Linked DNA regions of Homo sapiens: regions 2, 3, 4 and 5 are each linked to region 1. Evidence: chromatin contacts called from ENCODE Hi-C or POLR2A ChIA-PET data. All regions are on one chromosome and are shown on one strand. The core of a region is the stretch at or near the end of the contact, and the rest is flanking DNA. Distances in the headings are between cores, read along the strand shown.

Region 1 (2,835 bases), core at 187-2,686:
ATAATGCTTTTTAGCCTCATCCATCTAAAAGCAGGTAGATGGGGAGATGACTCATGACCCAGAACCCCAAGATTCTCAGGTCATGGTCACCTTTTGCCACTCTCACCACCACCTCCAACAAAGCAGTGGAAAAGCCTATATGCTGACCTTGTGGTCCAAGGAGATTTAAAGTGTGGTGGGGCATTGTGGGTTGAACAGTATCCCCAAAAAGATTTGCTCAAGTCTGAACCCCTAAAACCTACAAATGGGACCTTATTTGGAAACAAATAAGAGCCTCGGTGATATAATCAAGTTAAGATGAGGTTATACTGCATTAGAGTATATTTACGGAAAGAGGTATGAACATTCTGACAATCAGTATACACTACTGGTAGGAGTGTAAATTCGTTCAACCCTTGTGAAAAGCAGCATGGCAATTCCTCAAAGAGCTAAAAGCAGAACTACCATTCTACCCAGCAATCCCATATATATCCAGAAGAATATAAATCATTCTACCATAAAGACACACACATGCAAATGTTTATTGCAGCACTATTCACAATAGCAAAGATATAGAATCAACCCAAATGACCATCAATGACAGATTGGATAAAGAGAATGTGATACTTATATACCAGGGAATACTATGCAGCTATAAAAAAAGAACAAGATCATGTCTTTTGCGGGAACATGGATGGAGCTGGAGACTATTATCCTTAGCAAACTAATGGAGGAACAGAAAACCAAATACAATATGTTCTCACTTATAAGTAGGAGCTAAATGATAAGAACTACGAACACAAAGAAGGAAACAAAAGACACTGGGACCTACTTAAGTGGGGAGGGCATCAGGAGGGAAAGAAGCAGAAAAGGTAACTATTGGGTACTTGGCCTAACACTTGGATGATAAAATAATGCATACAACAAACTCCCATGACATTGGTTTACCTATGTAACAAACCTTCCCATGTACCCCACAAACCTAAAATTAAAAGTTTAAACAAGGGGAAAATTTAGACATACACAGAGACAGGGCCATTTGATGATGGAGACAGAGATTGGAGGGTTGCAGCTGCAAGCCAAGCAATGCCAAAAATGTCAGCAAGCACCAGAAGCTAGGGGAGCGGCCCAGGTCAGTTTCTCCCTTAGGGCCTCCAAAAGGAACCAACCCTACCAACGCTGATTTTAGACTCCCAGCCTCCACAACCGTGAAACAAATACAGATGTTTAAGCAACCCAGTTTGTGGTGTCTTGTTACAGCAGCCCTAGGAAACTAAAACTGGGAGCATCAAAGCCATTTCCTGCTCTATTGTGTCCTCGTCCCACAGATGAGCCTAGAAATGCCTGACTTGGCTATGTAAAAATACAGAGAACTTGCCACTTTCATGAGAGGCTGACTGCTCATGAACTGTCACAGGACAGGTGCACTTCATCAGCCTCAGCTCATGCTTTACTCATGGTCTTTGTTGGTTCCTTTGAAAGCAGGATGTGGTTTGCCCCAGCTTCCCTCCTTCTTGGAACCAGCATGTAACGCATACTTGTTTTGAGAGTTTTTTTTTTATTATTATTACTATTGCAGAGAAACAGGGCTTTAAAAAGATTCAAAAGCATTTCAAAACTATGAAAATCTCCCAAATATATAAGTGGTATATGTGGGCTTTGCTGAGATGTCATTGCAGTTTGGCCTGTTTATTGTCATCTGGTACCTGCTCCATAAGGATGACAGTTATTATTTGTAGAATCATTCCATGAGCCACTTCTAAAGATGCAGCTTTATTAGGCCACTGAAAATGGAAAGATGAGATACAGTCTCTGATCTCACAGAAATTACACTTCAGAAGGGACAGAAATATTTAAGCAAATCAGGGCAATAGGTGTTAAAAATTAAAAAGTGTACGTGGCATATTGAGGTGGCATAAGTTAGGTATCATTAATAATTTCAAGAATAAAATGATCTTGAATTGAGATTTGGAAAATATAGATATTTGTCAAGTAGGCGAGGCGAGAAAGGGCATTCCAGCATGGGCAATGGTCCAGGTATGTACACACACATACACACTCACACACACATTGGCAAATTTGAGGGAACTGCAAGTAGTTTATTGTGGGTAGAGTAATATAAAATAGAATTGAAAGCAAGTTTTTTAAAATGAGCCTAAGGGAATACGATAGTAGCAAGAGAGAACTTTGTTCAGAAAATTATTGCATACGTTTCTATTTTTTTTTTCTTGTTTTTGAGACAGGGTCTCACTCAGTCGCCCAGGCTGGAGTGCAGTGGCAAGATCTCAGCTCACTGCAGCCTTGACCTCCCGAGCTCAAGCGTTCCTGCCACCTCAGCCTCCCAAGTAAGTTTCTGAGACTATAGGTGTGCGACACGAAGCCCAGCTAATTTTTTTTTTTTTTTTTTTTTTTTTTGTAGAGACTGGGTTTTGCCATGTTGCTCAGGCTGGTTTTAAACTCCTGAGCTCAAGTGGTCTGCCCACCTCAGCCTCCCAAAGTGCTAGGATTACAGGTGTGAGCCACCATATCCAGCCAGGTTTCTATAGTTTTTTTTTAATAGGTAGCTTTCACATGTGACTCCATGCATCAGAGTAGGTAATTCAAAGAAGAGAACCTCATCAGTTAAGACTCACAATATCATAAGGTAAAAACTAATCCTTTGCTCAAAAGAATGAGAAAAATATTTACTATAATCCCAAAGTGTAGTTGTGGTGGCAGAAGGGAAGAAGAGAAAGGAACAGAAATGAAACAAAAATGATCAGGAGGTAGAGTACACTGGACAAAATAACTGTAGGATGGCTCCCAGTTTTCTTGCATTGGTGACAAGGAGAATGGAGACACTGTAAGCTAAAGGCA
Region 2 (2,835 bases), core at 184-2,683, 670 kb after region 1:
GGTATATTGATTCAATGACATGAACAGGTTATACCAATCCCTGAAAGGTTGCTCAATTTGAAAACATTGTCAGAAATCATCAAGTAAATTATGCTTAGAAAGTTTAACATGTAATATCTTCTCAGGTGGTAAAGTTTGCTAAAACAACAAAGACTGACCTCACTGATTAGTTCCCTTTTTATGATGATAGCTGAATCTGGCTGAAGATGAGATGAATGTTCCCTGAGGAATTAAACTGAAAATGAAAAGTCTTGTTTTCCCAAGCAAAAACAGAGCTAACAGTTAGTTCCTCTAGGAGAAAATGTGTCTTCAACTGGTCAAGTTTTTATCTGCTGACTTTTAACTCTAGAAGCACTGATGGAGTCACCTCTAAAGCCAAAATAGTCTTAAACTTTGATTTGATTATAATCCAAAGCTTAGAACTGCCTATCTGAGAGCAGGTTGTAGATTACAATTTATAAATAAGCCTAGCTAACTCAGTAAAACATGTCACAGCAGGGTACATCATGCCTTTGCTTCCTGTAATGTCTTAGCAACTTCTTTCATATAAATAGTTAATATGACTCATATCACAGGGATTGTCTGTTACATTCCTGTTTTGCCAGTTAGGTTGGTTCCACAGCTAAAGGCTTGGCACGGAAATATAAAAACTCTGGACGACGGGTGTGTAGCCGCACAACAGCTGCATCTGAGGGCATTTCCGAATAAGCACAGATGTCTCCAGGGTGGCCATGTAGTCTGGAGCCCCAAGTGCTGATAGAGCATTTTAAATATCATCACATGGCTGGGTTGGCACTCCACCCAAGTTGTCAGTGGCACCCAAAATTTGTTAAAATAACAAATTTTATTCTCCCATTCTTTATTTTCAACTAAGAATTACTGAAAACTAAGTATTCTAATGAAAGCAGACTATAAAATGAAAGAAGATGATGGCCTTGGGAAGTCACACCATTTCCTACAAGTTGGTTCAGGCACACATGGCCTACACACCTTCTGATTCACCCTCAGATATTTATAGCAGCAAGGTGTTAGTTCTTGAGCCAATTAAGAAAGCCTGGTAGGTGAGTAAGGTATTTTGATATGATAAACAAAGTCTTACCAGGTGCTACCAAACCAAAGCCTAGATACAGAAGCATCCTTCTTTAGAAAGGTTTGGGTAATTTAGGTTATCCTGTGAATGTCTCTTTTTGGAAGAAAAAAAGGGAACACCATAAAGTGTACCTTGAAGCTTCACAGATTTCTGAGAAATTAATGACCAAGCTCAGGGCCTCAAACAGCTTCTAGTGAGGATCTGACCAGTCATATGTAAGAACTGGTTGGTTACTTTATAAGCAGAGACTGAAGAAAACTCCTTCAGATCTCATCCTCCCTAGTTGCTTTCATTTGCCTGTCTCAGGGGAGTTACAGAAAGCTCAAAAGGAAGATATTACAGGAAGTTCTTAAACTCCCAAACTAAAACTGCTTGTACACATCTCCACCCCAGTCAAAGTGTGGCTCTGCAAGACATGATTGATGTCATATTGATGGCACCTCACACATAATAAACTCATTCTTTCTTAAGAAAGGTGCCTTTTACAGGGTTGGCCATGGAGAAAAAGAGGCAGGGCAATCACAGTGTAAACCTCCTCTCTTTACGCAGGCCACTATTTCTTTAATGTTTTGGGTATTAAGAAATTAGTGGCCCCACGCCTTATCAGAACACAACAGTCTAATCCAGTTTTTTTTTTTTTTTAAAGAGACAGGGTGACAGGGTTTTGCTCTGTCACCCAGGCTGGAGTACAGTGGCACAATCGTAGCTCACTGTAACCTTGAGCTCCTGGACTCAAGCGATCCTCCTGCCTCAGCCTCCCAAGTATCTAGGACTACAGACACAAGCCATCACAACCAGCTAATTATTTATTTATTTATTTTTTATAGAAATGGGGTCTCACTATGTTGCCCAATCTAGTTTGGAACTCCTCGCCTGAAGCAATACTCCCACCTTGGCCTCCCAAAGTGCTGGGATTATAGGTATGAGCCACCATGCCTAGCATCTAGGTAACTTTTTAAATCATATAACTTTAGTTGCTAGGACTTTTAATTCAAAAGAAAATAATACACTGGAGAATGTGCAGTATAATAATAGAGCTGGAAAATACGTAGAATAATTCACTGGAGAATATGTAGTATTTCATTGACCTCAACCCTAGAGAAGCAACTTCTTAGTAGACTGATGCCCAGCAGAAATAGGCAACCCCTGCGTGCAATTTCACGCCACATTCAGTCAAGATGACTCAGTTTTCAGCCACTCCACCACTGCCGATCTCCCTTCCCCACAACTTTGCAAAGGCAGATAACCAGATTAAGTTGTGTGGAAATTTTCATGACTAAAGCAAAACCTCCAGCTCTAACCAAATTAAATCACTAGTTACAAGATAGGGCTTAGAAACTACCTACTTTTTGTAAAAAGCCAAAGCATAATATAAAATGTGATCTTAGTTGGTGATGAACTAATCAACTAAAGTATTTGTATTTATAGACTCTAGGATTATTTTTGTATTTTTTTTTTGTTTTTAGACCCAGTCTCGCTCTGTCGCCCAGGCTGGAGTGCAGTGGTGTGATCTCAGCTCACTGCAAGCTCTGCCTCCCAGGTTCAAGCAATTCTCCTGCCTCAGCCACCCTAGAAGCTGGGAGTACAGGCACTCACCACCATGCCCAGCTAATTTTTTTGTATTTTTATTAGAGACGGGGTTTCACCATGAGTTAGCCAGGATGGTCTCAATCTCCTGACCTCGTGATCTGCCTGCCTCAGCCTCCCAAAGTGCTGGGATTACAGGTGTGAGCCACCACGCCTGG
Region 3 (2,835 bases), core at 245-2,744, 640 kb after region 1:
ACATCCCATAATAGGAATTCCATGGCTGCTTATAAATATAGATCTCAAAGAAATGTTTGGGCAATGCCTGTAAACCCATAGGCTGGCAAACCATATGTCAATCCAATGCTTTTATGACCCCCAATTTAACTTCACTCTATTGAAAATCTGATTAGTCAAGAAATAAACAAAGATGTGGAGTAATCCCAAAAGCAATTAAAATGAAGAATACCTTCTCATAAAATTAAGCAGAAGTAAGACTAGTGATGTCATGCAGTTTTGGAGATGCCATAGAAAAACTGTCTCTTAATATTAATAAGAAAATTATGCATCAGTGAAAATGCAGGCTTAGAAATATAGTTCTGAGTTTCAATTTGTGGTGTCTTCACTGATGAGGGAAAATGGAATTCTTACTACTGATCTCTTCAGTGTTGCTGATGGCTCCTTAACTGAGCTTAGTGTTTAATGATGCTGTACAAATAAAAAGCAGTGGGGGAAATACGAAATATCTGTATTAAATGCCATCCTGTAAAGTATTTGATGGATGGAAGAGAGTCTAATGCATTTTAAATAAATGCATATCATACTATCACATATAGTGAATCTTAAAAAATTATTACTTAGATGCACAGTCCTTGTAGTGGTAGACACGGCACTGTGAAGGAAGTTTGATTTAGAAGCTATTTTCTATTATACTTCTCAAGTGATGGAGTTGCTGTTAGTCATATTGTAATGTCCCTTCACCTTTGGTACATTCAGTGCAAAATATTTGGGGAATTTTTTTTACCTTTATAAAAATAAAAGGCCCTTTTGTTTCCTTGAGAGTGCTTAAAAGGATACATATTAGCATGATGCCCGAGTATGCATGGAACATGAAAATGGAATGAGTGATACATACAGCATGATAGGTAGGTTCTTATATACATCTTAAAGAACATAAACATAATGAACCTACAAAAAATAAACAGAACTCACTGTGTACTTTTTCCTGATATGCTGTGATTAATTGCTAGTTATTTTAAAATTGTTTTCATGCATTATAAAGCATAAAATCTGTCATTAGTAATTCACTGAATAATGGTTTGTCTTTAGCCATAATTACACACATACCACTTGCATATACATTGTCACAGACCATCTTATTGCAAATCTGTAAAGGTACCTCATATTGACTTGGTTTCATTTTCACTCATGTCCCATGAAAGCGGAAACCTATGGTGCACACCATGCAGGCACTCATAAGCAAGAAATGAATATTCTGTTATAACTTAGGGCTTAAATGAATGTACTTTCAGGAAATATATTTACTTTTATTATATTATTTAACTTGCTCTAATTTGGAGATTGGGCCAAATGCTGCCAGTTTGGCTTGAACCACGTTCAAGGGTAAGTTTCAAGATTCTCCTGAGTCCCTAAAAATTACCGTGGAGCTGATCATGTATGGGTTCATCTTTGTCTTGGAACATAACAAATGGAAAAAGTTTGGCAGTCAAGAACTGTTGATTGAAAGACGGTTGGGTTGTTCCCTGGGCATCAAGCTCACCCAAATCCTTCCAAGAGGACTCATCTCCAGTCCCCAAATGTGACAGAGCACTTGTTCCTGGAAAACAACAGCACATAGCTTTATCCTAAAGGAAGCATCCTCTTGAAACTTCCAATGTTCAATCATTCTTCTAGAAGGCAGCTTCTGAACCTGCCTGTCCACAGAGATGGGCATTCAGCTTCCAGGTCACTCAAGTCCAAAAGTACTGGTTTCTTCAACTGCTGTCAACAGTTTTTCATAAAGCATGGAAAAGGATGGGTAGGGAGGCAGATCCAGACGGTTAAAACATGTATGCGCTCTGAAAACACAAGAAACAGCACATAGTTTAGAACAGGCCGAGTGAAATGAAAATGTGTGTGGTGTGTGTGTGTGTGTGTGTCTGTGTGTGTATGACTGTCTTTCACATTCAAATTTATTTGTTGCCAATTTTCACACTCCTTTTGAAAAATCTTTGAAAACATTTTGACCTTAAAAATTCAGAACTGAATTTCTCTAAGGAAAAGAGGATATTTAAAAAAATATTTTATTTACATTTCACCACCATTTAAAAGCTATATTACATATAAATGACCATTTATTGAGTGGTCTAAGGATTACAAAGACAAGTTTGGTTTTTGTTTCTCTTTTGATGCTAGATTTTTTTTTTAATACACGGACATAAGGCCTTGCAAAGTAGTTCATTTTGAGTTGGCATATGCCTGGGTGTCTCTTCGATACTCTGTAGTTATGCATTTTTTCATTTTCTTGGACAGGGAAGAGGAGCCAGTGTCTCTGAGGGCCTGCCTCATGGCTTAGAGTCTTGGGAAATTCCCTGGCTGGACTTTTCTAAGTCAGTAGGCCATTGTTACTTCTTTGAATCCTGTGCTAAAATTTGCTTTCTCCCAATTCACAATAACAAAATAAGCAATTTAAATCATTACATTAAGTATTCTTTTTTAGAAATACTTCTTTTGCCAAGATAGGAAAAAAATATGTTTTCCTGTTATTTGCATCTGAATCACAATAAAAAATAGACAGTCTCCAAATAGTACATCTTATCAGGAAGCAAATCTGCACTTTTGACATGAAATAGGAAACATTCTATTCTGAATGTACAACAGCTTGTTTGGGGGACCTACATAACTTTGACTTAAAAAAAATACTCCTGAATAAGAAATTTTAGGAACTATGATTATTAACAAGCTATTTCTACAAAGTCACATGTCTATACTTTTACTCTGATAAATCCCTTTTCCTTATGAAATAAATATAATTAATATTCCTGGATGCAGTGTAATGTAGTGGGAAGACCAGAGATTTGCAGTTGGACATAT
Region 4 (2,835 bases), core at 194-2,693, 600 kb after region 1:
AATCCCGTCTCTACTAAAAATACAAAAAATTAGCCGGGCTTGGTGGCACATGCCTGTAATCCCAGCTACTCAGGAAGCTGAGGCAGGAGAATCACTTGAACTCGGCAGACGGAGGTTGCAGTGAGCTGAGACCACGTCACTGCACTCCAGCCTGGGGGACAGAGCAAGACTGTGTCTCAAAAAAAAAAAAAACAAAAAAACAGTTTTGTTAAAGAAGTGTAACTCACTTGCTTCTATCAATTCTTACTTAGATTTCGAAGCAAAAACTTGACTAAAACAGGAAGGAAATTTTGGGCTTTATAAAGAAATTCACTTGTAAAATTTAGGAAACAGAAACTAGTTAGCCAAGAAAACTGTGCATCTGAAAAAACAGTTTATAGTAGTGCTTGTGACAATTCAGTTCTGCAATAATTTTATTATTTATTTTATCTGTAAATAACACTTCTTATCTAATTGTTCCAGGTATTACCAAGAGGTTGTTTTTTTTTTTTTTTTGAGACAGGGTCTCGACTCTATCACCCAGGATGGAGTGCAGTGGCAGGATCTCAGCTCACCGCAGCCTCAACCTCCCAGGCTCAGAAGATTCTCTTACTTCAGCCTCCTGTGTAGCTGGGACCACAGGCACGCACCACCACTCCTGGCTAATTTTTTACATAATTTGTACAGACAGTGTCTCCCTATGTTGCCCAGGCTGGTTTCAAACTCCTGGGCTCAAACGATTCTCCTGCCTCAGCCTCCCAAAGTGTTGAAATTTTACAGGCATGAGCCACTGCACCAGCCCAAGAGGCTTTCTTAAACAAGTATAGTACTCATTAATCCAGGGCAAAGGTGACCAAATGATGTGGATAATGATTTATTTATTTGTCAACGTTCACCACTAAGTAAAAGCTCCATGAGGGCAGGGACCATATCTGTCCTAATTATTATGGTAATTATAAAATCTACAGTTTGTTAACACATAATAGGAACTGAAATATCTGTTGAATGAATGCCAGAAATATGTACCCACTATAATACCATATACTGTGCTATTCTGTATCCTGTACTTAAAGTGTTTGTATTTCTTAAAAGATTGAGATTCCAATAAAATTATATATATGTGTGCGTGTGTATTCATTTATATACTATGAAGGTAAACATTTTTACCATAATTATCAGATGACTTAGGAAAAAAACCAAATATTTGTTTTCCATTCTAAAATGCTATAGTTTAAAAGTATAAAAAATGATCTTTAAAATATGTTTCTATTCCAAATGTAATTGAAACATTTAAGAAAAGTTAAAGCATTTAAAAATAATCCTTAAGTTATACCCTAAAAAGGCAAGGCTAACTAGATTTCCCAGCAGCGAAAAGGTCTAGTAGTTACCCTTCTGCATTCCCCTTCTGCATTCTAGAATACACAATAAAATGTGAAAGGAGGCGGGAGGGTAAGCCACAAAGGAAGCTGACGTTTATTTCTGAATCTGCCTCACCCTTCTAACCACAAGAAGTCCTATGAAACCTTTGCCTCAGTTGGGGGAGGGGTAGAAAAAACTTACCCAACATGTTAAAAAACAGGAACAATTCAAGTTTTTTGAGAATAGTAAAAAATGAACTGTTAACTTTTACATAATTTCCTTTAATTTGCTAAAGGAAAATGAATTATTAAACACTAACACTCTGAAATAAAAAAGTTGATTCAGAAAGATAACTTTCAAAATGTGCAAACCTCAGAAGAAATGATTATGATTCTAATTTCCATTTCACAAAAGCATAGGATATTAAAATTGGTAACAATATTGAAAGAACTTTCAGTACATTCTTGGCAGATGAAAAGCCATGATTTCTAATTTATCAAGATCTAATAATTAAACATATCAATATTTACCATGTGACTCATTAGCCCATATCAATTCAAAAGAAAGATGTTACTTGGTCTCTTTCATAAAGATATTTTAAAATGGGAATTTAGCAATCAATCTAAATTTGCTTTAATCAAATTCTATCATGAGTTTTTGATCTAAAATTCTAAAAAGTATGCCTAATTCAACTTTATTTATGGTGGCACCTCATTTATAAAGCAATTTAGAATTACTAATATCATCCTCAAAGTTTAAATTATCCAAAGCCCTCAAAGCAAAAATACTTTATAGATTTTTTAGCTCCTATAATGTCCCCAATTTTGAAAAGTTAATTTAAAAAATGTAAGTAAATTTACTCATCAAATAGTAACTCAGAAAAATAGAAAAGAAAGTGACTTTTATTGTGTGTACTGTTCAAGACTTGCATAATATTCATTTCCCCATCGCTGAAGCATTCAAACTGAGGCTGGATAACAGTTTGTTCGGGAAATTATAGGAAAGATTGCTGCGCTGCATACAAACATTGTATTAGTAAGACCACGGACCACTGAAGTCTTTCCAATGCAGAGATTCTATGGTTCAATGTGAGATACAGGAAACTTAAAAAAAAGAAAAAGAAAAAAAGAAAAAAAAAACCTTTCTTCCTATTATAATGCAAAATGAAGTAATTAAGATTTAGAACAATTTCTTAAAAACATTTTAAAAGGTTCTAAAAACTCTATCTTTTAATACACCATTAAAACACCCAAATATTTTGCACATTAAATTAGTATGCCAGGAATTATGAAATGTGCTTTTGTATTTAATTCTTGGTCAGTGAGGTAGATATTATAATTCTTTTTTTTTTTTTTTTTTTTTTTTTGAGACAAAGTCTCACTGTGTTGCCCAAGCTGGAGTGCAGTGGCATGATATCGGCTCACTGCAACCTCCACCTGCCGGGTTCAAGTGATTCTTCTGCCTCAGCCTCCTGAGTAGCTGGGACTACAGGCACAC
Region 5 (2,835 bases), core at 176-2,675, 540 kb after region 1:
CTCATTCCTTTTGTGCAGCTTCCAGTATCAATAACACAGGATAGGACTTCATTTCCCAGGCATATAAGTGACTCACACTAAACTAGACAAATTCGATAACCTCTCACTTTCATTTAGAGAAATGATCATAAAGCTGCCAGTGGGGCACCATGTGATTTTCAAGGCGGGCAGCACAATTGCAAAACAATACTTGCAGGAATCATAGAGGAAGAGAACAATTGTTTCCAGCACCTCCCTTATCTCACTATATGGACAGACAGTGCATAGAGGGACATTCTCAGATGCCACAGCACTTGAGTGTTTTGGTAAAGTCCTGATGGAGACCAGGGAAAGCGGCAAGAGAGTGAGGTGTGCAGCACACAGCACAGTCACTGCTCCACAGCACCAGAGATCTGGAGGCACACGTGGAACCAAATGGGCCAAAAAAAAAAAAAAAAAAAAAAAAGGAATTCATAGTCCTCAGGCCAAGAATTCTCCATTTAACCTCATTCTTGACTCTGCCAACCCACGCGATCATTTATTAGGAGTTAACAGAAACCTTTAGGGAGAGATTTGTTAAGGGTTACAGAATCAGAGCAAGGGAGGAGGAATACGTTTCTAGTGTTCTATACCACTGTAGGACTACTACAGTTAACAATATGTAGTTTCAAATAGCTAGAAGGAAGGATATTGAATGTTCCCAACACAAAGAAATGATAAATGTTTGAGATAATGGATATGCTAATTACCCTGATCTAATCATCATACATTATATGTATCAAAACATCCTTACATACCCCATGAATATGTACAATTATTATGTGTAAATTAAGAAAGAAAGAAATCTCTTGGACTCCATGTAATGTATTTACGCACAGAACACATTCTGGCTCAAACTAGGAGGTGGAGGTCTCCAACTGTACAAAGGGCACTATTGCACTTACTAGGGGTAAGGATTAGAGCTTTCGATCTACACAGGAAAAGTAGAAATGGCAGTCAAGAGCCACAGTGATGCAAGCTGAAGTCAAACCAAGAGGTGTTCCCTGCCACTTGTCTCTTATTTTGAACATGCCAACTAATTGCAGCCCACCCATCCATCCTTCCTTGTGCCAGAGGTGAGGGCTAAGCCATTGCTGCAGAAGTCCTCTTCAGCAGATAGCTGTTTATCTGGTCCTTGATTAATGGTAAGGGGGCTGCTCCTAGCTTTGTTTGGATGTTCAGACAGCAAGAGAGGACACTTGGTTTCAATATGTATATCTATTTGATTCAACCTCCAGCTAAACAATCCTGTTTTCCCTAAGAAATGAACATGGAAATGGTCAAATGTCCACAGGAACATTGGTACAGGAGGAGTATGTTCAATAATCACAAGATATGAGTCAGATGTTCAGAGTGTGATTTTGATATGAACCTTTATTGTGGGAGAGGGAGGGAGGGTTGAGCTATCTGAGAATCAGTTCTGGCTCAGTCCCTTGAGCCTGCTTGGGTGCGAAGGTTTCAGTTCTGTGTCAGTGACTCAGCTCTACTCTGTTCAGGGAAGATAAATTAGGTGCCACGTGCTTTACTCTTAGTGAAATAGGTTATTTTGGGGGAAATATGTGGAAAGTTACTTTTTAAGAAATTCCAGTGAATATGAAGGGCTCCTATCTGAAAAGATGCACATTTGGCTTGTTGTGAGAATTTTTTCCTTCCTTATGAAAAACATCTTGTCTTCAAATTTGTCTGGAACTGTTTACTACATTGCCCTTTTGAGTTGCACCAATAAGAAGGGAGTCAAACACCATTTCCAATAATACTCTGCTCAGTCATAGTGACAGTATGCCCCTGCCTCCCACGCTGCCACACCAGTCCCAGCCGAGGAGCACCTGTGAAGTCTGTTCTGCATCACAGCAGTAAGCAGTCACAGGGCCTATTAGTTATGCACAGCAGGAGAGACCTTGGGGTCAGTGTTAGAGTTATGTTTTTCATACGCATGCAAGACAGCTTACATTCTGCACTCTGGTGGCGTGCAGATGTCCTGGAGAGTAAGGCTCCTTTGGTTCCCTCACTTTTCCTTTTGCTAATAGACCCCAGGCTTTGTTCAGGGATCAGGCAACAATATGCTCATGGTAGTTAGGCTCAGTCTCAGAGAGGAGTCATGGATCATCCATTCCCCTTTGCCTGTGAATGGCGTAGGGATCATGCCAAAAAAAGAAACACTGCTTAGGGGTTTGGAAAAAGTATTTTCTTCCTAGTAAAAGAAATCTTGGTATGACTGAGCTGCTAAATCAATCCACCCTGCAACCCTAATTTTGGACTTCTTGTTTGGAGAGATAATAAATTCTTTATTGTTTAAACCCCATTGGATATAGTGAAAATTTCACCAAAAAGCATCCTAACTGGTCCTCACGGGTAGGAACCTGAATTTATTTCAACTTCTGGAAGACTGTTATGAGCCACAGACTGTCAACTCCTATACAAGCTGAGAAAATAAGCATTCATGGTAAACTGGGGTTATTGAGGAAATTGCAGTTGAATTTGCTCACCTGTAAAATGGGAATATCAGTAGTAACAATTTCAAAGTCTCATCCTGATGATTAATTTAACCCAGGCAAAGCTCTTAAAGCAGTGCCTGGCACATAGAAAAGACACAATTTAATTATCAAGTGTTGTTATAGAGATGAGGAGGCAAGAAGGATTGATCACTTGGGGCTAAATTAGGGATACCAACTAGGAACAAAGATACTCACTTGCAAAGAGAAAGATGATGGCAGACACTCTGGCATGGCTGGCTAGTAGTAAAGTAATATAGAGGAGATCATAATTACAGTTTACCAAGCCCTCTTCATCATGTTCATTCCCTTTGCATGAACACAA

Evidence for each region. Hi-C counts contacts between places; a loop is a spot of excess contacts on that map. ChIA-PET counts read pairs that join two places held with the same protein, here RNA polymerase II (POLR2A). Pooled maps may share reads with other maps.
Region 2: a loop to region 1 is called in a pooled map, with 2.9 times the contacts of the local background. The contact joins two enhancer-like sites. A Hi-C loop is called at or near these places in 10 of 37 single-sample maps with no recorded cell type and 12 of 50 pooled maps. POLR2A ChIA-PET finds 5 or more read pairs at or near these places in 2 of 52 experiments (AG04450 and activated B cell).
Region 3: a pooled map shows a loop between it and region 1 (4-fold over the local background). The contact joins two enhancer-like sites. A Hi-C loop is called at or near these places in 1 of 168 maps with a recorded cell type or tissue (naive thymus-derived CD4-positive, alpha-beta T cell), 2 of 37 single-sample maps with no recorded cell type and 6 of 50 pooled maps. POLR2A ChIA-PET finds 5 or more read pairs at or near these places in 4 of 52 experiments (BJ, activated T-cell, activated naive CD4-positive, alpha-beta T cell and 1 more).
Region 4: a loop to region 1 is called in a map of naive thymus-derived CD4-positive, alpha-beta T cell, with 4 times the contacts of the local background. The contact joins two enhancer-like sites. A Hi-C loop is called at or near these places in 1 of 168 maps with a recorded cell type or tissue (naive thymus-derived CD4-positive, alpha-beta T cell), 6 of 37 single-sample maps with no recorded cell type and 8 of 50 pooled maps. POLR2A ChIA-PET finds 5 or more read pairs at or near these places in 10 of 52 experiments (GM12878, H1, T-cell and 4 more).
Region 5: a map with no recorded cell type shows a loop between it and region 1 (9-fold over the local background). The contact joins two enhancer-like sites. A Hi-C loop is called at or near these places in 3 of 37 single-sample maps with no recorded cell type and 2 of 50 pooled maps. POLR2A ChIA-PET finds 5 or more read pairs at or near these places in 4 of 52 experiments (BJ, GM12878, T-cell and 1 more).

What each region holds. Positions count from the first base shown.
Region 1 is chr2:195,558,360-195,561,194 of GRCh38, forward strand. No RefSeq gene overlaps it. Among named protein-coding and RNA genes, the nearest start is that of LINC01827, 15 kb to the right of the region's middle. RefSeq lists an enhancer at 1,252-1,301. Within about 2 kb of position 1,437, at least 13 of the 41 ENCODE cell types and tissues checked have a DNase peak (open chromatin) inside an H3K27ac peak, as active enhancers do; they include GM12878, where a contact is called at or near this core.
Region 2 is chr2:196,232,563-196,235,397 of GRCh38, forward strand. All of the region lies in intron 21 of HECW2 (HECT, C2 and WW domain containing E3 ubiquitin protein ligase 2), which reads right to left. Among named protein-coding and RNA genes, the nearest start is that of HECW2-AS1, 26 kb to the right of the region's middle. Within about 2 kb of position 1,434, at least 20 of the 41 ENCODE cell types and tissues checked have a DNase peak (open chromatin) inside an H3K27ac peak, as active enhancers do.
Region 3 is chr2:196,199,569-196,202,403 of GRCh38, forward strand. It overlaps HECW2 (HECT, C2 and WW domain containing E3 ubiquitin protein ligase 2), which reads right to left. Exons shown (of 29, transcript NM_001348768.2): 29 at 1-1,820. The coding sequence ends at 1,709. Among named protein-coding and RNA genes, the nearest start is that of STK17B, 29 kb to the left of the region's middle. Within about 2 kb of position 1,495, at least 4 of the 41 ENCODE cell types and tissues checked have a DNase peak (open chromatin) inside an H3K27ac peak, as active enhancers do.
Region 4 is chr2:196,158,833-196,161,667 of GRCh38, forward strand. The region is part of intron 2 of STK17B (serine/threonine kinase 17b); the gene reads right to left. Among named protein-coding and RNA genes, the nearest start is that of STK17B, 11 kb to the right of the region's middle. RefSeq lists an enhancer at 178-678. Within about 2 kb of position 1,444, at least 13 of the 41 ENCODE cell types and tissues checked have a DNase peak (open chromatin) inside an H3K27ac peak, as active enhancers do; they include GM12878, where a contact is called at or near this core.
Region 5 is chr2:196,099,971-196,102,805 of GRCh38, forward strand. No RefSeq gene overlaps it. Among named protein-coding and RNA genes, the nearest start is that of DNAH7, 33 kb to the left of the region's middle. RefSeq lists enhancers at 993-1,082, 1,103-1,252, 1,523-1,622. Within about 2 kb of position 1,426, at least 5 of the 41 ENCODE cell types and tissues checked have a DNase peak (open chromatin) inside an H3K27ac peak, as active enhancers do; they include GM12878, where a contact is called at or near this core.